2 separate regions of the Homo sapiens genome follow, and region 2 is linked to region 1. The links are chromatin loops, found by intact Hi-C in ENCODE. Cell type or tissue: B cell. All regions are shown on one strand. Each heading gives the region's core, and the rest is flanking DNA. Links, peaks and the distances in the headings are about the cores only.

Region 1 (12,693 bases), core at 2,099-10,098:
AGAATTACCTGAAGATCTTTAAAAACATTTATCCTCAGAAAACTTAAATCAGAATCTCTGGAGGTGAGAAGCTCTGGGATATGTATTGTTTAAAAATCTTCCCAGGCACCAGAAGCTGGGAAGAAGGGAATGAGGAGTGATTTTTAATGGGTATAGAGCTTCAGTTCTGCAACATGAAAAAGTCCTGGAGATCTGCTTTCCAACTATGTAAATATACTTCACGCTACTGAATAACACAGTTAAAAATACTTGAAAATACTTGAGATAATAAACTTAATGATACTTTTTTTTTTTTTTTTTAGACAGAGTCTCGCTCTGTCGCCCAGGCTGGAATGCAGTGGTGTGATCTCAGCTCACTGCAGCCTCCACCTCCTGGGTTCAAGTGATTCTCCTGCCTCAGCCTCCTGAGTAGCTGGGCTTATAGGTGCACACCACCACGCCCAGCTAGTTTTTGTATTTTTAGTAGAGATGGGGTTTCACCATGTTGGTCAAGCTGGCCTCGAACTCCTGACCCGCCCACTTCAGCCTCCCAAACTGCATACCAAAAACTACTTGTTCCTTAAAAAAGAAAAAAGAAAAAGAAAAGGAATCCAAGGCTAAATATGTTTCAGAAAATCTAAATGTCTTACCCAGAATAAAAATGCTCATTAGAAAATTTAAAACTTTAAGAAATCCCACAATTCAGAAATCTATTTAACTTATTTGTTTCCAAAACTTATTTGATTATATCATTATGAAAGAACCCTTCTCCCTCAAACTGGTTTTTATTCTTGAAAATGAATTATAGCATGGAGCAATGCCTCTCAACCTTTTGATGTCCACAGCACACTTTTGAGTACTAGAATCCCTAACAGTAGGCTTGAAAGGGAAAAATGACTCAAAGGAGCAGTAAACAAGACAGCAATGATTACAAACCATCACCAATGCAACATAACAATATTTACAATGTCTAAACATGCATGCATTCACAGTTACTGCATCGTATTATTTTATCCCCCTGAAATGCTGTTGTTTTGTGATGGAGCTACATACTTCCCTAATCTCTCTCTCCCATATGTTCTCCAGGCAGTTCTCACATTTCCTAGTGAACACTGGCACTGGTCTAACACTAAATCATGTCTCTTACCTTTACTCACATGATGTTGCATACCATGCGAGATCCTGTTTAACGTAGATATAAAAATGAAAACCTACTTTAATGCTTTATATAGACATTTTATTCCCTTTGAATACAGAAAGGATACACATTTTGCAAATTTTCATCTAATTTATTTTTCATAAATTAGATGAAAACTACAGGGCAGAATGATACTATTATAAAATCTGGGCACTGCTAAACTCTGTGGTGTATTTGAGAGGCACATAATTGGGTTCCTTTAATCCAGGCGGCAACCCATTATATTCTTTCTTTCACAGTGAATTGCATGTCAGAATAGCCACCGGGGGAAAAAAAAAAGGCATCATGATAACCCTGTTTTTCTCAAACTGTTATTTTGAAACCTGCTTGATAGTGCAGTCAACTCTGCAGTGTGGTTATTTAGTAAAGGTGAAATTATAACACTACAACATTAAAGATTCCTGACTTGCACTTTCATTGACTAGTATCAGGAAAATCAATCTAAAAACATTTAAATCACTTGAAATGTGTAACTGCCCACCCCAACTCCATCATAAGGAATGATGATATTCATAACATAATATTAAATATAGAACATTTATATTAGGTAATTTTAATTATAAATGATGTTATGAAGCCTGATTGAGAATAAAATTTGGCTACAGTTCTCCTTTTTGTTCCACAACTAGATTAATAAATGGGTTTTAGTATTTTTACTGGGTTAAAGAGTCAAGCTAGAAAAAAGAAAGAGAGAAAAGAAGAGTTTGTATAACCACATGCACAAAAAGAAATCTTGGAATAATTATTTTAACTAATGTGACTATTAAATGGAATTTTGTTTTACTTATTTGAAACACATCAACTGAGGTTGATATATTTTGGTCTTAGTGCTGTTTATGGTTATAATGTTGACATCTTCCTCTTAAAATGTTAGGCAAATCATAGGTAATCAATTAAAATACAATTTATACAACTGATGGGTTGAAAAAAGATAGACAATGTCAGAAAACAAAATCATAGTTCATTTCATTGCTATGAGAAAACTAAAAACTCAGTTGCTTTATAAAATGAGCTTGAGCCTAGTTGTAAATTTTGTAAGCCTTTTCTCATTAAAAAATATATATATATAGTATTAAAAGTTCCACTTACTGAAGGCTCTCGGGCCTTCCGATCTTAACATGTACGAGATGCCTACTGAGGAGTTTGGTTGCATAGGAATCTTGACTACAGAGACCTTGCAGAATCTGGCGCTTTTATTTTCACCTGTTAAAAAAATATGAAAGTCAAGCTGTTCTCTTAAGCAATGGGTTTGATCTTCTTAAGCTGTATTGCTATATAAAACAATATTAAACTGTATTGTCTCTTTGCATGTGAGTCCAAAAGGAAGAACAATGATAATTTTCCTCAGAAGACTTTTATCTCCTCCCCCAACACACATACACACAAACAGATAAGTAGAAATTTTAAAAGGAAAAGAATAGTAGTGAATTTGTAAACTATTTCTTAAACACACTCATTCACTTGCATTGTAGACGTTACTCTAGTGAAATAGATCTAACTGACTGAGATAAATGTAAAGAGATGTATCTTCATCATTATCTTATTCAAGGGCATTTTTCTTACAGCATAGCACAAATTAAAGCTTCTATACAATAGCCGTAACTAATTTCATATACCTAATTCCAAAGTTCATCATCCAATAAGAGAAAAAATATTTTTCTGTTTTAAGGTAGCACACATTTCTCTCTCAAAAGGGTCAACAATTTCTGGCTCCAGATACTAAGACATCCTCTGGCTTGCTCCCCAAAAGGCCATGTCATTCTTATACAACTTAATCAGTGGCTACACAGAGGAGAGCAACACTGCAATCTTTCTGATCATTTTAATGAGGACCCCTGGCTATTCAGTCATTGAAATATAATTGACTTGCTCTCCTCTTATTTTCATAATAGACACTCCAACCTAGACCACGTTTATTTGGCTATAAGAAATGTCAGGAAGAATTGGAACTTTTCTGAGTGTCCCCATTAAAACTGAAAACATGCCACCCTGTCTTTTACATGAGCTGCAATCATTTTGTGTTGGTCTCATTATGCAATACAACATGCAAATATTCCAGTCGCCTTCTCACCAAACTGCAAGGCCAAGAAAATAAGCACACCAAAAAAGTCTTACTTTATCTGTCCTTTTTTCTTACAATTTAATATATTTGTCCAATGTTTAGAAAAATTAGCAGCAGAAATAAGTATAAGTGTTCCTGTCGTAACTGATATTTAATAAGGTTGCAAAGTGAGACTGATGCCTTTCTACTTAATGATTACTCTATTTTCATAAAATGCAAAACTTTTCTCCATGAAATTACATAGTCTACTTAAGGATCAACTAAACATTATTTACAAAGTTATTATGTTTATACTGAGAGGTTTAGGTTTTCAAAAGTGATGTGCAAAATAAATTACTGTAATCTTTGAAACAACGTGAGCCCCACAAATTATTTTATAATTTGGAGTTTTCAAACTTACATTAGTTTAAACTTGAACAACCAAAAACTTTGATAATAAGGAACTTTAATCACAGTATAAATTTAAAAGCTAGTCCACCATGGAAAAATTATTTTCATAAATCCCTATAAAGTAGGCTAAGCACCTTCTCATCAGATATTTTTTTCTTAACACAGAATATTCAGATTAGAAATGTCATTCATCATAATCATAATCATAATCATTCCATTCATTTCTATGTCAATTAAGATAAATTTATATTTGCTTTTGACAAAAGTGTTGGAGGAAAGGGATTCCTGTACTGTTAACATACTTTCGGAGGGAAGTTTAGCAATATTTAGCAATTTTAATGGACATTCCCTTTGACTCAGCAATTCCACTTTCATGAATATGTCCTCTAGTTGAACAATAGCATATATATTCATATATCTATACACACACACACACACAAACACACATATACACGGTTGACCCTTGAACAACTCAGGTTTGAACTGCACAAGTCAACCTATACTGGAATTTTCTTCTACCTCTGCCACCACAAGACAGCAAGACCAACAGTTCTTTCTCCTCCTTCTCTTCCTCCTCAGCCTACTCAACATGAAGAAAATAAGGATGAAGACCTTTATGCTGATCCACTTCCACTTAATGAATAGTAAACATATTTTCTCATCTCTATGATTTTCTTAATATTTTCTTTTCACTAGTTTATTGTGAGAGTACAGTAGATGATACCTACAACATGCAAAATATGTGTTAATGACAGTTTCTGTTATCAGCAAAGCTTCCAGTCAACAGTAGGCCATTAGTTAAGTTTTTGGGAAGTCAAAAGGTATACATGAATTTTCTACTGCATAGGGACCCGGGGTTGGGGACGATGATCAGCATTCCTAACTCCCACATTGTTCAAGGGTCAACTGTACACACAGATTTTTGTACATGGAAATACATTTACTCAGATGTTTGTTACACCATAGCTTATATTTGGAGATAAAAAACACCAGAAGTAAACCAAATATCCCAGAGGAAGGCTGACTAGATATGTGATGACTTATTCATCTTCATATAATTAAATACTATATGTCCAATAAGTGAGGTAAATATAGATATTACTACTGGCATAGATATTGCTAAGCGAAAGACAATGTTGCAAAAGTATATAGAATGTAGTCTTTTTTTCTAAGATAATATACAGGTTAACGTATGCATTTAAAAATTTAGAGAAATATACAGCAAATTGTTAACAGTGATTATCTCTACAGTATTAAAGTAGGGAGTCACTCTATATTGAACATTTATGATTCGTTTATGCATTCAGCTAAATATTTTTACTATTTATCCATTTATTTATTTATTTATTTTTGAGATGGAGTCTCACTCTGTCGCCCTGGCTGGAGTGCAGTGGCGCGATCTCAGCTCACTGCAACCTCCGCCTCCCGGGTTCATCAGCTAATATTTATTTAGCACATACAATGTGCCAAGTGATCTTCAAGGTGTCAGGAAACCTAGGGAGCAAAACAAAGTCATCAGTGTGTGATCCTTTTAAAATCAGAAAAAACAATACAATTCCTGGGATTTCAGCTATTTTAAGGAAATAAAGAAGTGAGAACCATTCATCCCATTACCCCTGTTAAGACTCTTTACCCCTTTTTTCTTGTCCAGAACTTTTTTGATGTTAACCTAATCACAGCCAGATTTTTTTTTTCTGAGACAAAGTCTCATTCTGTCGCCCAAGGTTGAATGGAGTGCAATGGTACCATCACCACTCCCTGCAACCTTGGCCTCCCAGGCTCAAGCGATCCTCCCACCTCAGCCTCCTTAGTAGCTGGAACTAAAGGCATGCACCACCACACCCGGCTAATTTCTGTATCTTTTGTAGAGATGAGGTTTCACTATTTTTCCCAGGCTGGTCTTGGCTCAAGTGATCCCCTGGCCTCGGCCTCCCAAAGTTTTGGGACTACAGGTTTGAGCCACCACACCTGAAGATCTTAATATAAGCTATCATTAAAGCAATCTCTATTAGGTCTAAATGTCTTATGAAAAAGATTGTATTATACTTTATTATCTATAAAACTTAAATACTTTTGTTACTATATATCTGAACCTGCAATTATGTAAGAGTAATGAAGTACATTTGTGATTTCATTACATATACTTTGACAGTAATAAGATAATTATGTATACGTAAATATGACTATGTAACCATACACATGAATATTTTCACAAAGCTTAAATAATAACTATAATTGTTTTTACTCATGAACCACAAGATAATATTAAGCTTATGGATCTGTAATATTTCAATATCTTATTCAACTTACTACTAACATATATTAGAAGATTTTCAGATTGATACTAATATTGTAAGAGTATAGTAAATTTTATTAAAACGTATATGTTTCTTATACAATATGTAAATGCTAATATTAATTCATATGCTTCAATTTTTTTAAAATCTAGTATGTATTCTCTCAAAAATGTCCTAATATGAGGGTTTTTTTTCCTTTTTTCCCTTTAAATTAACAAAAAGTATTTAAAGAATTATTCACAAAATGTCTTTGACTTCAATGAAAACTCATACTTATTAAAGGTAAAATTTTTAGAAAGTACTTAGGGTTCTTATTCATAATGTTCTGAACAAATTATAACTAACTCCACTAGGATGGACAAACAGACAGATACAAAATATGTAAGGGGGAAAAAAGCCAACAAATAAATTCTAAATACTTACAAAGCAACGTTGTAATGTAATAGCCGTGGTCCCCTGACAGTGAGACTAATCACTGTGAAAGGACATCTATTCAGAAAGTGTATTCATTTGCATCATACATGAATTGCCTAGCCCTAAACTCCCCAACGCTAAAGTACTTGTGCTACAGCTGGCTGTAATTTACACAAATTTCACTAGATGGCAGTGTGGGTCGAGTAGCCAAATGTTTACAAGTCATGTCTTCAAATTTGATACCAGACTAAGAACATTACACAACTGGACTCCTTGTTATCATCAAAAATAGATTGTGGCTGGGCACGGTGGCTCACGCCTATAATTCTAGCACCTTGGGAGGCTGAGCTTGAGCTCAGGAGCCAGATACCAGCCTGGGCAACATGGTGACACTCTGTATTAAAAAATAATAATAAAATAAAAAGTGTTTTATGAATAAAAGACACATCACATAAAAGCATAATAAAAAGACAATGTGAAGGAGCAAGATTTTAAACAAAAAACACTCTGAGCACATTTGCTCTGCTGTTTATCTCTCCTAGTATCTCAAGCTTGAGGGTGCTTAGGACACACACCTGAGAAACTTGTTTAGAATTCACATTTCCAGTCCCTGCTCCCACCCTTGAGATTCTTAATGAGAATGTCTGCAACAGAACAGAGCTCAATTTTCAAGAAATATCTAAGGTTGTTCTAATACAGCAGGATCATGAGAAACACTGCTCTAAAGCATGAATCCCCAAAGAAGTGGCACATTTGTATCATCAGCTCCAATCCAGTCACTCCTGTGACCACAATACCCAGCCCATCCCTTCCTGCATTCTCCACATATCTGAAATATTGTATTCGAATGTCAGCACATTAAAGATATCAAAGCAAGAGTGGAAACTGTTTCTAGCCTTGGCAACAGCTCAAAGACTCATCCCTTCAAAAATAACTTTAGAGGAATTTATTGCCAAGCAGAAGCCCCTGGACTGCAATGAATTTACTATTTGCATCGACTATGATAAACTTAACGATTTTTAAAGAAGTTTGTCAAACCATTCACTCCTGAAGCAAAAAGAGCTGTACCAACCACCTTTTGTCATCTATCCACCATTCTGACTCTTGAATTGGACTTCTAAAAATTGTCCTATGTATTTCTTGCATTTCTCTACTTTTTGTCCACACAAAGCCATCCCTTCCCACTTGCCTCCTGGACCATAATTCTCCTGCACCCTACGCAGCATCCACCTGCTCTGTCTTTGTTCATGACCTATCGAATCTCGCCTCCATCTTGGCTTCTCCCATAAAGACCTAACATCTCAGGCCAGGCACAGTGGCTCATGCCTGTAATCTCAGCACTTTGGGAGGCCAAGACAGAAGGATCGCTTGAGCCCAGGAGCTCGAGACCAGCCTGGGCAATATAGGAAGATCCTATCTCTTCAAAAAATAAAATTAGCTGGGCATGGTGGCATGTGCTACTCAGGAGGCTGAGGTGGGAGGATTTGTTTCAACCTGGGAGGTCGAGGCTGCAGTGAACCCTGTGATCACGCCACGGCATGCCAGCCTGGATGACAAAGCAAGACCTGCCTCAAAAAAAAAAAAAAAAAGAGAGAGAGAGAGACCTAACATCTCACATTTTCCCACTTAAGAATCTGGCATTAGTGGCTGTCATCTGTAATAATTACCAATTCGTGTCTAATCTTGAAAGAATACTGTGAGTGGCAGATTTAAAGAATAAAGAATCTTTAAGTCAATGCTATGTAATAGTGTTACTTGAAAACTGAGCTCTGTTCTGTTGGAGACCTTCTGATTAAGAACCTCAAGGGTGGGACCAGGGACCAGAAATGTGAATTCTAAACAAGCACTAATTACTAAGTAATTTAGTGTTTAATTACTAATAGAAGTGCCCACAAGTATTTCACCAATTAATGTAGTTTTTATTGACTGTGGGTAATTCATCTCTACTGTGTTTCAGTTATTTTCATCCACTCCTAGAGTTTTTATAAGGAGTAACTACTAAATTTTATCATATTTGAAGTAACTTGAAATAATTAGATGGTTTCTCTCCTTTAATTCATTAGTATGGATATTTCTATTGCTAGATTTCTAATCTTGAACCATTCTTTGATTCCTGAAATAAACTCTATGAAGTGATTTTTCTTTTACTATCCTGCTGGATTAGGTTGGTAGTAACCTTTTCTTCAATGACTTTGCATTTATGTAATTTTTGTCATCTTATAATTCTAGATTAGTTTCATCTAGGAGTTAACTGATCTTTACAAGTTGGCTAGTCCTTAGTAGTAAAACTATCTGGGCTTGGTGCCTTTGTAATGATAGATCTTTACTTTTCTGATCTCTTCTACAGTGATTGGTCCATCATGATTTTATATTTTGTGGGGAATCAATACTAGTGTTTTCCTAGGAAATAATTCATTTTCTCTAGTTTTTCAAAATCATTGTCTTAGGGTCATATATAATGTTTCCTTGTAAATCTATCTTTCCAATTGTGGTTGTATCTATAATTTTTGATGTTTGTCTACAGAGAGTTTTCAAGCTCCAGGACACTCTCTTCCCCTTCCAGTCTACTTTTGGGTAAGCTGATAAACTCCCTCTTTTGGTACTGGTGGGATGTTCAAACAACGCAAGCCCCAACCCACATGTGGGAACCTTCACCTCAGCCCTAACCTTTAACCACAATAAACCACAAACCAGTCTCCTTTCCCTGCACTCTCAAGCCATTTTTGGACCTGCCTAAGAGCCTGCCCTAATCTTCCAAAAAGCTTCATTATATGAGCAATAAATCTTTACGTGCTCTCTTGATGCATGTGTGATGTCATCATTCTTGACATCCAAAGAGGCAGAGGGAAGGCAGGTGTCCATCCCACCTCTGGAGGGTAACATTAATTGGTGCTGTGAGCAGTGTGTCTGAGTAATGACCACTACCATAAGGGTGTCTTTCTTCTCTTGCTTTAGCTTGCTAACTGGCTGTGCTGCTTCATCTTGCATTTGCTGAGTCCTACAGAGTCTGTTCTAGATTCAACCAATCTAAGTCAGAAATTTCTATAATTGGCATTTGGGGACAGAGCATGGGACTAGGGCCCTCATTAGAGTGGCCCTGGGTCATACGTCTTGGCTTCACTTATATGTACATCTCAGTTTAAATACTCTGACTTGATTCCAGCATAAGCCATGACTGACATTAGACTCTGGAAAACAACTATTACCCTATGACCTTTGGTTGTGTGTCTCAACCCACTGTTGTCTCCTACTCTATAGAGGCTTCCAGGAAAAGACCAATTACCTGTGCAATATATGGGTCCACTGCATCTTCACTGTGTGGAGAAAGAGCAGTCATCATGAGGCATGCTGAGGTCACACTTTCAAAAATGGCTGGCTCACCAGGACCCTACAAAATGTCTTTATGCTACTACTGCCTATGCCTTTATTGTTAAAATGATCCTGATCCTCATGGTTACAGGAAAATCACCCGTGGTACCCATGGCACAGTCATAGAGTTCATTCAAACCCAACTTAATCCAGGGGCCTTAATCCAAAAATGCAACCACATCCATGGGCAGCCCCTAATCCTGAGAAAACTAATTTGATACTCTGAAAGAAGAAACTTATACAGTAAATATAAGCAGGGAGAGGGGATCCACCTCTCCCACCAAAATATATCCAGTAATAAAAGAGAGAGAGAGAGAGAAAGGGACGGAGGGAGACACAAGTGGGAGAAACAAAAACCTGAAACAAAGGTCCACAATTAGAACCACTACAATTAATTTGGTCCCAATTGGGAATACAAAATGTATTAAAAGAATTTATACAACAAGAAAATAAAAGGAGACTGACTGGCTTTTGCGCCTCATAATATAGGTTCTGAATTAACTTTAATATCTGCTGAGATGCACCAAGTGGCAAAACTTCATGGTCTTAATCAACACTGGAGCTCAAATTACAGTTTTACCTGGGGATCCCATGAATTTAAACAAGATTATCTTCTATAATCTTAGGGGAGTCACTGAACATAAACTAGAAGACAAACAGGTATGCCTCACCTTAACCTAAATTCCACATAGTCATAGCCCCCATTGCTATAAAATATCCCATGATGGGCATGGAAACTCTGACCCAATGAGTAATAAATTAAAATTTAATTAAGTCTTTTGGCACTTATGAAATGCTTGATAAAAAGGGGGCCCATGAACCTCCCCACTATCTCTGGTTAAAAGTTACTAGGGCCCAGTATAAATTAAAACAGGGCCTTCAAAGATTGAAACCCATTATTCAAGACCTATTTAGAGAAGATGTGACTATCCCCACTGCTTCTCCATTTCTCAATAATACAACAACCCAATTTGGCCTATTCTTACAACTGGGGAAAGAACAAAAGGCATCTCATGGTGAATTATCACAACCTTATTGCCAAGGCATCACCCATTAAGGTCTTTATACTCAATAGTGTTGGAATTACTGACACCACGCAGTAAGCAAATAGTAGATACTTCACATCCACAGATTTGGCTAATATGTTCTGCTCAGTGCCTATTTCACCAGACTCACAGCCGTGGCTTGCTTTTTCCTACCCAGGAACACAATACACCTGTTCTAGGCCATCCATGAGGTAGTGCCATGGCTCTACCATTGCACACAGTATTTGCAGGCAAGAACTCAACTGCAGCCAACTTTCTCAGTACATAGGTATGGCATGACACGGATGGCGTCCTCTACTGAAAACATTCATTGGTTACACGCATTCAGGACAAAAAATACATAGAACTTCACAAAACAGAGATGGAATATTGTCCCACACATAGTACAAGGCTGCACCATCTCAGTTAAATTCTTGAAATTATTTGGTAAGCTGAGGGCTTGGATCTGGCTCTGACATCACGTGCCAGGCTCTTCCTTTGAGGGGATGCTCTTCCCACCCTTCCCGGGCTCTAATTCCCATGCCAGGCTGCCCCTGCCCCACACCTATAATGCCTTCCTTGCTGTGCTCCACATAAAAGGTTTAGTACTGAATTTTTCATAAAAAGAAAGAAGAAGTAGAGGAAAAGCTATGTGTTAACTTTCAAATGAAATAATTTTTAAGTTGTGTATAAAGAAAAAATAAGCCTTATTTCCTTAAAGTTTAATTTATTTTTCCACTTGAAATGAAAAAGAATTTTTCAATCAGATGAATGAAACTTCTTCAGTCTTTATTTTAAAAATGCAGCCAGAATTGAGTATCTTTACTCTGCTGCAGTCAGGAAAATCAGTAAATCTAAGCAGGAGATACAGAAGTATGTTATCAGAAGAAAGGGAATTTTATAGTCTTTGGGAAATAATTTAATATTTATTAGGCACTTATTTAATATTATTTAATCATTATCATTATCTTATTTTAATAAAACTTTTAATTTTAATAAAATATTTTAATAAATATTAATCATCATCATTATCATTATCTGATTCATTTTAATAAAACTGTTTCTGTCTATTATTGTGGCACACCAAAACAGCAAGATGGATCTTTACTAAATTTGGAGGGCATATTTGAGGCAAACTTACTTGAAATATAAACTCTGTGTTACACATTCAATTTCCTTCGAGAGCCCTAGATTTTTATTTGTAACAGCTAACAAAAGTATAGAGTTTCACACATCATCTGATTGGGGAATACATGTCCTGTGTATTAGGATCCTGAGGAAAGAAACAAACTGTGGCTTCAGATATTAGCCCCAAATCAAACATCACAGGTACGTTCACTCTCCATTACCAATTTGTGATCCAGCTGCTTCTTATGTGGATAACTCCTGACATCGAAACAGGCAGAATGGTTGCCTATGGATGATAATGAAGTTAAAGGAAATTTTTATTTTATTCTATGTGATTGTCTCTGTTTTCTCAATGTTATCCAATACACATGTACTGCATGAGGGGAAATATTTAATAGCAATAACAGCTACTGTCTATTTTAAACACTGTCTATTCCTACAAGTATGGCTGAAGCCACTAATATAATGTAAGTGATCTGTTTCTCTTTTTCTCCTCTTACTCCCTATAACATTTTTTCTAATTTTTATGTAGCACTTTTGCATCTTGCTTCATATATACCTTGACATTATTTTTCTTCCTTAAGTGGAAAAAACCTTTGAATTCTGAGATTGGATTTTAATCATCTGTATATCTCCACCACCAGGAAACACATTATCTTACAATATGAGAGAAGATAAACAAATAATTGCCAGGGAAAATGAACAAATAAATGAATGGCTACTGTTGATTAAATGAGGCTAAGCACTTTTTTTAAGGAAAAATCCATTGGTAGTGTCTACAATATTATAGGTATATGACATCCAAAAATGTTACATGGGGTCAGCATTTCT
Region 2 (12,693 bases), core at 2,884-10,883, 310 kb after region 1:
ATTTTAGGCGTGAGCCACTGCACCTGGCCCTTAAATGAATATTTAACTTGACCTCTGTGTGAAAGACTTTCTAAATATAAAACCTTAAGAAGGAAATCTCAAGGAAAACTATTGATAGTTTACATATTTGCAACATTTTAGGTGGGATCCAGATGTGCGAGAGGAGATTTTTCTCCATCCTGCCATCCCTATCCACAGATTAGATTAAGTTCTGAATTCTTCCATAGCCAAGGTTGTAGAAGCTCAATGGAACTGAAATGACACAGAGAACAGAAGCAGATGTATTATGTCTTGTCATATCAGAGCGCCTAATGGAAAGGGTACATCTGCAGTGATTCTGTGTGAATAAGAGAGGATAATGCCAGATTGCAGAAGCTAATTTCATGATGCACCGCAGTTATTTTATATTTGGTACTTGCATCCCTGTTTAGAAACAACTTACAGAAATAATTCTTGCCCTTAAAGGGAAATATTTATGGACATCCATCTAGGTCCCTTTTTCTCTCAAGCTAAATGTAATGTCAGCAAAGCCACATTCTTATTCCCAGGGTTTGGGCATTGTAGGGAGCAGAGTCCCTAAGCAATGCCTGTGTTTCTAGTTCATTGACATCCCTGAACGCCTTCTCTATGGTAGCTTTAGGGCTGTATATCAGAAACATCCACAACACTTAAATGCAAATCTGAAACTGAATAGAGATCTTTGTCATAAATATGCCAAAATTTTAATATTGTAAGTATATAAAGAGTCTTAAAGATCAATAAGAAAAATATCAGACCCTAATAGTAAAATGGGAAAAGAATATCAACTGACATTTCTAGAAGTACAAAGTCCAGGCAAGTATGAAAAAGGTCCATCCTTCCCAGCAAAAGAAAGGCAAAATAAAATGGCAGATTCTTTTTTCAACCTGTCCAAATTAGCAAAGATGTAGTAGTGTTGATAAGGATGAACTGAGATAGAGACATTTTCATTTACCAGCATTGGGAGTGTAAGTTGGTAACACCTGCTAGAAAGCAATTTAGTAATGAATATGAAGAACATTGAGTAATTTTTTTTTTTTTTGGAGATGGAGTTTCGCTTTTGTCGCCCAGGCTGGAGTGCAATGGCGCGATCTCGGCTCACTGCAACCTCCGCCTCCTGGGTTCAAGTGATTCTCCTGCCTCAGCCTCCTGAATAGCTGAGATTACAGGCACCCACCACCACACCTGGCTAATTTTTGTATTTTTAGTAGAGACAGGGTTTTACCATGTCAGTCAGGCTGGTCTTGAACTCCTGACCTCAGGTGATCCACCCACCTCGGCCTCCCAAAGTGCTTGGATTACAGGCATGAGCCACCGTGCCCGGCCGAGTAATGTTTTAAACAAAACAATTTTTGAACAAAGCTAATTACTCTTGACTAAGAATCTACCACAAGGAAATAGATATACACAAAAATTTGTGTGTGCCCCACTCAGATCATGCCAGACGTAAGGCCTAGCTTAAATGTCCAATGTGCAGGATATCAAATTTATATTTTAATATGGAAAATGCAGTGTATCATTTCATTAAAGGGAAAAAGGCAGGAGACTGTATATGCAAATATAAGTCTAGATATTTTCCAAAAATTACCACCTAAAAAAAGATTCATCTTATATTAAAGTCCTTCACACAGTCTCTTGTATGATGGGGTAGTTTCTCAACAGCAAAGTACTGATTGAGGAGAACACAATAGCTGAAATGATCTCAGACAGTGCTGGTATTGGGTGCTTATAGAGGTCACCTGATGAAAAAGGCAAAGAAATTGAATGTAGATTAAATATTCCTGGGATATGATGTCATAATTTCATGTCAGCTATTTTCAAGCCTTCTAAAGATCACTTGAAAAAACAAATCAGTAGGTGAATACACTTCGGCAAAAAAAAAGGGTTTTTTGTTTTTAAAGAAAGATAAGCCATAAAAAAGCAACAGATCTACAGTAAACTTGTGATTAGTATGCAAATGAAAGATCAGTCATTGACGTCATGACAGGTTGCCCCTTTTCGTTTTTGTCTACCCATTCATTTCAGATTTAGGTATCTTTTCATTCCAACAGAGTCCATTTCTATTTATGGGTCTCCTCAATACCTTTGATATTTTATTAGCTAGTTTTTATTACCATTACATAATGCAAAGCATATACTTTTTAAGGTTTGCCTTTGAAAATTAGAAAAAGAGAGCATATTTAAGAACATAAAAGTACAATTTTATTGATGTAATATATAGCATTTACTTTTACTGATAAAATGTTTTGAGTGTTCAGGTTGTTTGTTTTAATGAATGAATATAATTGAATTTTAGAACTGAAAAGGACCTAATCTCATCCTTTTATATATGGAATCAAGTTGACAACCAGTCACTGAGTTAGGCCTAGAACACCAATCTGTTTACTCTTTAGTTGAATATATTTTCATGATAGCATATGTGTCAGTAGCTTAGCTTTTATATTGAATTTATTTTTCCATAAGTGTTGAAAAGCCATAATGAAAGTAACTATTCCCCCTATTGTTTGTGGTAAAAATCCCCATGTAAATGAATAATCTTTGCAGTAACAATTTATGAAACCTAATTTTTAATTTATTCATATTAATTTTAGACTATACATTAGTCACATTTTTTATCTATGAAAAAACTAAGTCCTACAATTTCTCTTTTGGTTTTAGTTAACAAAGACAATGCTTTATTTCTAATTGTTGCATTTCAAAAATGTTTTGGTCTTTTTAAGGCTGGCTTGAGTCTTCGTAAAGTAAACAGACATGTAGATTTTCCACTTATGCTCGATTTAGCACCATTCTGCTCTGCTACTTGTAAGGTACAGTATATTAAGATATTTAATTGATTTATAAATTAATATGCTTGAAAGTATCCTATATATTATTAGACAATGCTTTTTCTAAAAAAATAACTTCTCTTCTGAAAGGGAATTTTAATAGCCAGTGATTAAGTCAGTAATATGTGGAACACTTAATACATTGAATATGATTTTTGTCCTTTGGGAGACAAAGGAAAATTGAAAAGGTAAGGCATGAGGCATGATGGTTATGAAGGTCTAAGCTGTTTGTAAGTGCTACTGGAAGCTGATGGTTGCTGAGAGAAGGAGGTTTTGTGTCCTCGATTGTTCCTTGTGAACTGTTTAATCAGTAGTAGTTTTACCATTTGCGGAGTTCTGTATCTTTTGCAAATCAGTGTAGAAGTGAATTGTCTTTCGTGCCACTTCATGTGTACTACTGAGAGTGGTGTACTTGTCAGCGGAGTGTGATACTTCAAAACTGCTGCTACTTTAATAATTAGGTACAGAAAGCAGACTGGCTTATCATTGCTTATTTTACATGTAAGAATTGTGTAGATGAAGTAGATGACTTGGTCTTCCTTGAAGGAAGCAGTTATGGGGTAACATACTGTCCTGTTCATGATTACTGGCTAGAAGTCTAGATTTTGTAGTATGTAATAGAATGCTTATTGAACTTAATACTTTCAGCACATTGATAATCAAAACAAAATCATCTTAAATGCAATTTTTGGTTGAATTACAGTGTATCTGCTGTGGAATACCAGCACTATCTGTCAATTGTTAATACTCAGTATTCCTAGAATTTAATAATGTGGTAAATAATAATGAAATTTAACAATCTTTGTGTTAAACTTATGAAAACATATTTTTAAAAAGTACCTATTACGGAGAATTTCCAATAAACACAAAAGCAAATAGAACAGTACCATGAACTTCCAGCACCCAGCCCTAAAACCTTACATCCATGGCCAGTCCTGCCCTATCCACACACTAATTCACTTTCTTCTCCTTTATTATTTTGAAGCAAACATCAGGAATCATTTCACCCATAATATTTCACTATGTATCTCTAACAGATAAGAATTGCTCCCTCTACACTTTTTAACATAACCACAATATCATTTAATAATTCTGTCATATCACCTAGTGTTCATATTTTCAATTGTCTCATAAATGTGATTTTTAAAATCAATTATTATCCAGATAAGGACTGGATCTATTGTTCATTTGTGCAATTTTTAATTTTCACTTTTTGGAATTTCTTTTAAAATTTAATTTTGTTTAATAATTACATAACATATTTATATAGGTCCAAAGTCAAATGTACCTAAATAAGGTAAATTGAAAGATATCTGGCTTTTCTCCATGACATTCTACCTGTTTGCTCCTTCCCCTTATAGGTAACCATTTTAAAAATTATGGCTTATTCTTTTATAATTTTTTTTAAATATAAGCAGACAGGCATGTATATTTTCATCTCCCCTCTTAAATAATGGTAGCTGACACTGTGTATCCTTTTTTCTGCCTTACTCTTAACATTATATCCTACAGCTTATTCCATAGCACCATTTAGAGATAGTCTACACTCCATTTTTCAAGCAGCATAATACTCTATTGTGTGGATGCATCATAGTTTATTCAACCAGTCCCCAATTTATAGACATTTTAATTCGTGTTTTGATATTACAGATAATCCTGCAATTAATAGTGTGGTACATGTCTTTTGACATTTTGCTCATGTATTTGTGGGATCAAATCCTAGAAAAAGGATTAATGAATCCAAGAGTAATACATACAGAACTTAGCCTGATAACATGAAATATCCCTGCATAGGCCAGGCTCAGTGGCTTACGCCTGTAATCCCAGCGCTTTGGGAGGCCAAGGCAGGTGGATCACCTGAGGTCAAGAGTTTGAGACCAGCCTGTCCAACAAGGTAAAACCCTGTTTCTACTAAAAATACAAAAATTAGCTGGGCGTGGTGACAGACCCCTGTAATCCCAGCTACTTGGGAACGTGAGGCAGGAGAATTTCTTGAACCTGGGTGGCGGAGGTTGCAGTGAGCCGAGATCACACCATTGCACTCCAGCCTGGGTAACAGAGCGAGACTCCATCTCAAGAAAAAGAGAGAGAGAAAAAAAGAAACATCCCTGCATAGGGATTGTACCCTTTGCATTCCCATGTGCAATATGTGTGAGTGCTCTTTTCCCCACAAATCAGCCAACAGAGAACCTTGTTAAGGTTTTTCCATTTTGCCAGCCTAGTAAGTATGGAAAGTATCTCAGTTTTACTATGCATTTTTCTTATGTTAAGCAGATATACATTTACTTACTTTTCCTTAAAACAGTATTTAACAAATATTACTAATTTGGGTTTTTTTCTTTGTTTAAAAGAATGCAAGTGTGGGAGATAAAGTTCTCTACGGTCTCTATGGCATAGTGGAACATAGTGGCTCGATGAGAGAAGGCCACTACACTGCTTATGTGAAAGTGAGAACACCCTCCAGGAAATTATCGGAACATAACACTAAAAAGAAAAATGTGCCTGGTATGCCATCCTAAGTTTATTTTATTCTTAAAAACAAACGAATATGTGCTTCCTTTTCTGGGAGAGCTAAGTTATTATTTCATAGATGCCTCTAGTGGATTTGCTTGCTTGCTTTATTTTAACTTAATTGATTGATTGATTGATTGATTGAGACAGAGTCTCAGTCATCCAAGCTGGAGTGCAGTGGCACGATCTTGGCTCACTGCAACCTCTGTCTCCTGGGTTCAAGTGATTCTTATGCCTCAGCCTCCTGAATAGCTGAGATTACAGGCACGTGCTACCACACGTGACTAATTTTTTATATTTTTAGTAGAGACGGGGTTTCGCCGTGTTGGCCAGGCTGGCCTCAAACTCCTGACCTCAAGTGATTTGCCCGCCTCGGCCTCCCAAAGTGCTGGGATTACAGGTGTGAGCCACCATGCCCAGCCTCAACTGGATTCACCTTAAGAATTCCCTCTAGGAGTGCCTAGAAAATCTCAAATATTATGAAGACTGTACCCTTCTAGGTCATATGAGATGACATGGTATTTTAAGGTACTGAGTCATTGTGTATTATAGTGGAGTAGCATTTTATTTAACAATACCAAAAGTTTTTGAAGCCATATCAGATTGTCAGAAGAGTTGGAGTTGAAAATTTGCTGGCTTTGTTTATGGGTCATCCAACTAACTTTGCTTTTTTTGTTTGTTTTTGAAATGAGGTCTCACTTTGTCACCCAGGCTGGATTGCAGTGGCAGGATCTCGGCTCACTGCAACCTCTGCCTTCCGGGTTCAAGCGATTCTCCTGCCTCAGCCTCCCAAGTACCTGGGACTCCAGGCGCCTGCCACCACACCCGGCTAATGTCTGTTGTTTTTTAAATTAGAGACGGGGTTTCACCATGTTGGCTGGGTTGGTCTCAAACTCCTGACCTCAAGTGATCCACCCACCTCAGCCTCCCCAAGTGCTGAGATTACAGGCATGAGCCACTGCGCTGGGCCAGACAGCATTATTAATTATACCTATAATATTAATGCTTTGAAAGAATTTGTTCTAATGAGTACACATGGACACAGGGAGGGGAACATCACACACTGGGCCTGTCGGGGGAGGGGGGCTAGGGGAGGGATAGCATTAGGAGAAATACGTAATGTAGATGACAGGTTGATGGGTGCAGCAAACCACCATGGCACATGTATACCTATGTAACAAACCACATTCTACACAGATATTCCAGAACTTAAAAATATAATTTAAAAAAAAAAAAGTTCTTTTTGGAAAATGCTTAACCCAAGAAAAAACAGGCTTCTCAGGTAAAATTTGGCATTAGATAGAGTTTGTAATGAATATGTTATTGTTTGTAATTTAGAGTAAGAACCTAAAGCATACTTACTTTAAAATTGTACTTCTTTTTGTTTTGCTAGGTTTGAAAGCGGCTGATAATGAATCAGCAGGCCAGTGGGTCCATGTTAGTGACACTTACTTACAGGTGGTTCCAGAATCAAGAGCACTTAGTGCACAAGCCTACCTTCTTTTCTATGAAAGAGTATTATAACTATTAATGGTAATGATTATTTAGGTCATTTGTTTTTGAATGCCACAGTGATAACTATAATATATAATGTGCCTTTCTAGTCTTCCCTCTTCTGTAGGAATAGCATGTTCCTCAAATGGTCCTGAACTTTTTCACCATTTTGGTGAACCCTTTTAAAGTAAATTTACTCAATGCTTTAAAATTCATAGTCTTAAAATAAATGTGAATTTTGTTTCCAGGTATTTATTCTGGGGTACAAAAACTTCCCAGAATTTACAGTAGGAAAGGAAACCCCTTTATGATGTGGCTTATTATTACAAGCATTCAGAAATGATGCTGGCTAAGTCAAATCATTCCTTGAGACAGTGATTCCTAAATGTAATGCCACCTTCCTGAACTCTCACATATTCTATATCATGGTTATTTTAAAAAATATATTTTTAGCCTTTTGTAACCTTAGTCTTGTTTTGAGCAATCATATTCCGTGTTTTATGTGCTTTTATATTTTTATAATAAATATTAAAGTAAAACTATTAAAAATTGTTTATCCACGTACCACTTAACTTAAAATCATCTCAGGGCCATCTAGTGGTATATATGTGTACTACCATTTAGGAAACTGCTATAACACATAATTTCATGAAGTAACACCTAATACGGTGTAGTTCCCTGGTCATATTTTATACAATTCAACCATATAAAAGGGTGTCACTGTAATTTCAGTAGTGTGGGTTTACAAATAATCTGCTGGTTAGCTTATTACCTTGAGGTTTTGAAAAACTAGAATTATATTGAGGCATTTCATAAACATATCTCTTGCACCCTCTTCATGGTGGAGTTAAGGATAACTTGCAGGTGGTTGGCCAAGGCCCAATATAGATGATTATAACATTTAGAATTGGCAATTAGAAGTTGATAATCCATATAGGACCATAGGATAGCTTTGAAATATAAATTACCAAATTATATTTGTAAATGATAGAGAATTATATTCTTAACAGAAAAATATATACTTTTTCTACTTCTTGTAAATACTAAACACAGTTTTGGGGTTTTGAAATCACTTTGTCTTCAGCAAGCATCATTAATAAGTTCAGGTGAATTTAGCTTTTAATGGGGCATTAAGCTGGCATTTTTGATTTTCTTTTTAAATAATAGCAAAAATATCATTTTTCCCCTCTAGAATACAAATTATTGAGCTGTCAAAACTTGGCATGAAGAATATACTATTACTTAGGCTTAAATATCAAAAGATAATGGCTACTTCAGTGTCATATTGTTGAAATAGAAACAAAACTGCATGGTTCAAGCATCCTAATCATTAGTGCCAATGAATGATAGTGCAGGCAAGTGCCAGGTAAATGCCTAGTCCCACTTCATTCTCCTCCTGGGAAGAAAGGATAAGAATAGTGGCTGCAGATAAGGTATGGAAATATTTAATCAAGACTGTCTTAAACACATAAGCATATATAATGTTATCAAGGTTACCAGTGCTGCCTTTTGATATATGGATGAACATAACTGTAATTAAAGACGGTAATAGTATACAAAATGCAGAGCTTAAAAATGTCATTGCATAAATTCTATTTTTAAGATGTTGAAATGTTAGTAGTGTTTTTCTTGATTTTTAACAGTGAAATAATCAAGAAATATATCTTTAAGTTAATCTGCAAAGTCAGGCTGTGTTCTGTAAAAGGTATTTCACAGCATTTTCTGTTTAACTGTAATCTGTTATCATGGAGATCTCAGTACCAGAGCAGTGAATTTTTTGAAAAATATTGACTGTCTTTATTCAAGTCAGCCATCTTGGTAAGAGCAGTTTTCATCCCCCCACTGCCCAAATGTAAATATAGATCACCTAATTTTTCTTACAGAAAGATACTGTTAAGAGGCATGCACTTTTCATCGGATGGTCACTTGTTTCTTGTTTCAAAGACAAATATTTGGATAGATACCCATACTTGCTATGAGTCAGTCACAGTGCTGACACTATTTTAACATCATTTAAAATGGAAAGATCTACATAGATTTTTGACATTATTCCAGAAGTAACATGCAAGTAAGATATTTTTATTGTCATTTTCTTCATGTTAAAGGAGCTACTTATGAAACCTATTTTTTTATGGCCTAGAGTTTATGAGTGCTTTTTCCTTGTCTTCTGAAAATGGAATAAATTGGATTTTTGATACTTAAGAATTTCCTAAAGATAGCTTTTGTAACAGAGAAAGCATGTTAAATTACACATGGGTCTACCTTAAAATTTTTGTTATTATTTCCAAAGCACATTTGCAGGGATAGTAAATGTATATAGTAGCAAGTCTACTATAATAACAGTAGTTTCTGGATCACCTCAGGAAACAGTATAAATAAATAATAATGTTTACTTATCATCAACATAACTACCATAGTGTTTGAATGAATTAAAGTTTCATTAGCTTTATTTAGAAACTGGTTTACCCCAGCTTCCCGTTTTTTTCCAAATATAAAATGATAAAATATTGATTATGTGCCAATATTGTCATTTAATGTTCTTAAAACTTGTGAAGACCACCTTTTTAGGTAGCTGAGAAGAGTGATAGTTGGTATCAATTTGTTAGCCAGGCATGGTGGCTCATGCTGTTGGGAGGCTGAGTGGGGAAGATGCTTGAGCCCAGGAGGTCAAGGTGCAGTGAACCATGATCACACCACTGCATTCCTGCAGAGTGACGGAGTGAGACCCTGTCTCAAAAATAAATAAAAAGAAGACAGTTGGTATCAATTCAAAGAATAGTTGATGCCTGTTCTCTTATTTTAAATGTACCAACAGAGCTATTTTACTGTATTTAATAGTTCTTAGCTTCCATGTGTGATGATTTTAATCAGTGATTTTATGCAATAGCTGAAGAAAATTTTCTGAAGATTAAGCTGTGAAATGTATCAACCCTCATCTAATTTTTGTAGTACAAAATGACATCCTGATTCCTTTTAAAAATTCACGTTTGTAATTTATTTTTCTGCATGTATTGATCAAATAAGCCTAAACCAAATATGTGCAATAAAATTGAGCCTTTAGATAGTATCTAGTGCATTGTTAAAAAAGATTATTTCTAGATATTTATGATGTTTTTGTTTACGTAGAAATCATGAATTCAAATGTTTAAAAGATGACCATATTTTCAATTTTGAGTAATACATATTATTCCTACTGTTTTTTTTCTTTTGCCATGTTTCTAGAAAACAGCTGTGTAACTTATTGAGCGTTATTTTGGTGTTACTGTATAAAACATGCATAATAAATATTCTTATTTATCTCATGTTACAAGATTGGTCCTGGAATTTTCACAGTTTACGTTATTGACAGAATGTTTTATCAACAATGCATTTGCTTATGTCTTAGTCCACTCAGGCTGCTATAATAAAATACCATCAACTATGTGGTGTATTAACAAAAATTTATTTCTCACAGTTCTGGGAGCTGGGAACTTCAAGATCAAGGTGCCAGCAGACTTGGGGTCTGGTGAGGGCCCACTTCTGTTCATAAAGACAGTGCTTTCTTGCTGTGTCCTCACATGGGAAAAGTACAAGGCATCTCTGTGGGTCCTTTTCCATGCAGCCCATTCATGAGGGTTCCATCCTCATGACCTAATCACTTCTCAAAGGCCCTATCTCCAAATACCATCACATTTGGGATTTGTGAATGTTGTAGGGGACGTAAACCTTCAGTTCATAGCAGCTTTCTCAGCTATATTCAAAATACCCTACATATTTTAGAAATTCTCTATTTCAAAACAGTTTATGGGCCACTTTACCTCAGATTTCAGTATCTACCAAGGACGATCATCTTCCTTTCAGGGGTTTCTTAAAAGGTGTATTACTTAGACAGGATAATTATTAAGACAAGGGTAAGGTCTTGCACCAGCAATTAAGAAATACTTTGCCTACCCATTTGTGTCTAAACTTCTTCCAGATCATGAAGCTCTTTGAGATTATGATGAAAGTTAGAGACTATCTTTTATTTGTTTAGTCATTTAGTAAGTATTTTTTAGGCCAGGCACAGTGGCTCATGCCTGTAATCCCAGCACTTTGGGTGGCCAAAGTGGGCAAATCACCTGAGACCAGGAGTTCGAGACCAGCCTGGCCAACATGACAAAAACCCATCTCTACTAAAAATACAAAAATTAGCTGGGCATGGTGGCACAGGCCTGTAATCCCTGCTACTTGGGAGGCTGAGGCAGGAGAATCGCTTGAACCCGGGAGGCAGAGGTTGCACTGAGCCAAGATAGTACCACTGCACTCCAGCCTGGGTGACAGAGACTGTCTCAAAAAAAAAAAAGTATTTGTTGAATACCTGTTGTGTGGTAGGTACTAGGGATACAGCAGTCAACATAAGAGCCAGAAATCTAAAAGGTGAGGAAATACACATTCTAAGAATGTAAGGAAAATTTATGTCAATGGTAATGATATGGAGAAAAATCAAGCAATATGGACTCCCTATGAAGTCATGCAGAAATTAAGGTACAGGGGATGAAGATATCCTAGAGATAAAAGGCATGGTGATATTAGTACTGATATTCCTGAAAGAGAAAGCTGAGTGTTGTAGGAAGGATGGGGTTTTAATTCTGGGGCCCTCTCTTCTGGCAATATAGAGACGGAGAAGGGAAGTCTTAACATCTGTATGTTCCCAGAAAAATGTATCTCCCTAATTCTTGTATGTAATTTTGAAGGTTCATGGACACTTCTGAAGCCATTTCATACGTATTTTAAATTGCACCCAAGAAGAAATATCTGAGATGTTTGCATTCCCATATGTATTAGGATAGGCTGAGTTGTGCTGCAGTACAACCCCAAATCCCAACTCTTAAGGGACCGGGGCCAAAAGTCCCATCAAGGTAAAGTTTTATCCTCCAAGACCAGGCTCTCTGGAAGTGCTATATCAGATTTGGATGTTTGCTCCTACTGTTCTGGAGACCCAGGAACCAAAAGGATATCTTCTGTTTTCCACATACTTAATGTACAGTGGTGGAACTGTATCTGCAACAAACATTCTGAATGGGGAAGAAGAATGGGAGATACAGTTAGGATCCCTAAGTCTAGGTATGGGGTATATTCATGATTAGGGTTCTTTTCTATCTCCTAGGAAGAATTCCCTTGTATATTGTTCTCCGTGACTCTAGAGTCCAACCTCTGGGAAAGTTTTGTTGTTGTTTTTTTTTTTTTTTTTTAATCTTCATGGCTACATCTGAACAGCTACTGAGGGATATATATGCCAACTTTGGGAGTTGCACAGCTTTTTTGAGACCATTTCTTAGATGACTAGGGACTGTAATTTCTCTTAATTTGGAATAGCCACAAGTTGTTGTAGCCAAGGTTTGTGTGTGTTTTTAATACAATTCTTAAAATTTTAGTAGGCTTCTCATCTGTAGATAGATTTGAAGGGGTGGGTTGCCCCTCCACACCTGTGGGTGTTTCTCGTAAGGTGGGACGAGAGACTTAGGAAAGAAAAAGACACAGAGACAAAGAAATAAGGGGACCCGGGGAACCAGCATTCAGCATATGGAGGATCCCGCCAGCCTCTGAGTTCCCTTAGTATTTATTCATCATTCGTGGGTGTTTCTCCGAGAGGGGGATGTGTCAGGGTCACAAGACAATTGTGGGGAGAGGGTCAGCAGACAAACACGTGAACAAAGGTCTTTGCATCATAGACAAGGTAAAGGATTAAGTGCTGTGCTTTTAGATATGCATACACGTAAACATCTCAATGCTTTACAAAGCAGTATTGCTGCCCACATGTCCCACCTCCAGCCCTAAGGCGGTTTTTCCCTATCTCAGTAGATAGAACGTACAATCGGGTTTTATA

The links. Hi-C counts contacts between places; a loop is a spot of excess contacts. Peaks named below come from ENCODE experiments on the same cell type or tissue, not always from the same donor. Only the 100,000 strongest peaks of a DNase experiment are listed, where the experiment ranks them.
Region 2: it touches region 1 in a loop (16-fold over the local background); 5 of 110 quality-filtered maps call a loop at or near these places.

The regions. Positions count from the first base shown.
Region 1 is chr6:99,740,310-99,753,002 of GRCh38, reverse strand. No RefSeq gene overlaps it. Among named protein-coding and RNA genes, the nearest start is that of PRDM13, 140 kb to the right of the region's middle. In B cell, for the core only: CTCF peaks have their summits at 6,524 (motif pointing right) and 6,544 (motif pointing right); a DNase peak (open chromatin) is centred at 6,522; H3K27me3 peaks cover 225 bases.
Region 2 is chr6:99,429,901-99,442,593 of GRCh38, reverse strand. USP45 (ubiquitin specific peptidase 45) reads left to right here. Exons shown (of 18, transcript NM_001346022.3): 16 at 2,739-2,825; 17 at 5,195-5,348; 18 at 6,748-10,269. The coding sequence ends at 6,878. PNISR-AS1 (PNISR antisense RNA 1) reads right to left here. Exons shown (of 3, transcript NR_125843.1): 3 at 11,279-11,881. Among named protein-coding and RNA genes, the nearest start is that of PNISR, 11 kb to the right of the region's middle. In B cell, for the core only: CTCF peaks have their summits at 7,248 and 7,448 (motif pointing left); a DNase peak (open chromatin) is centred at 7,473.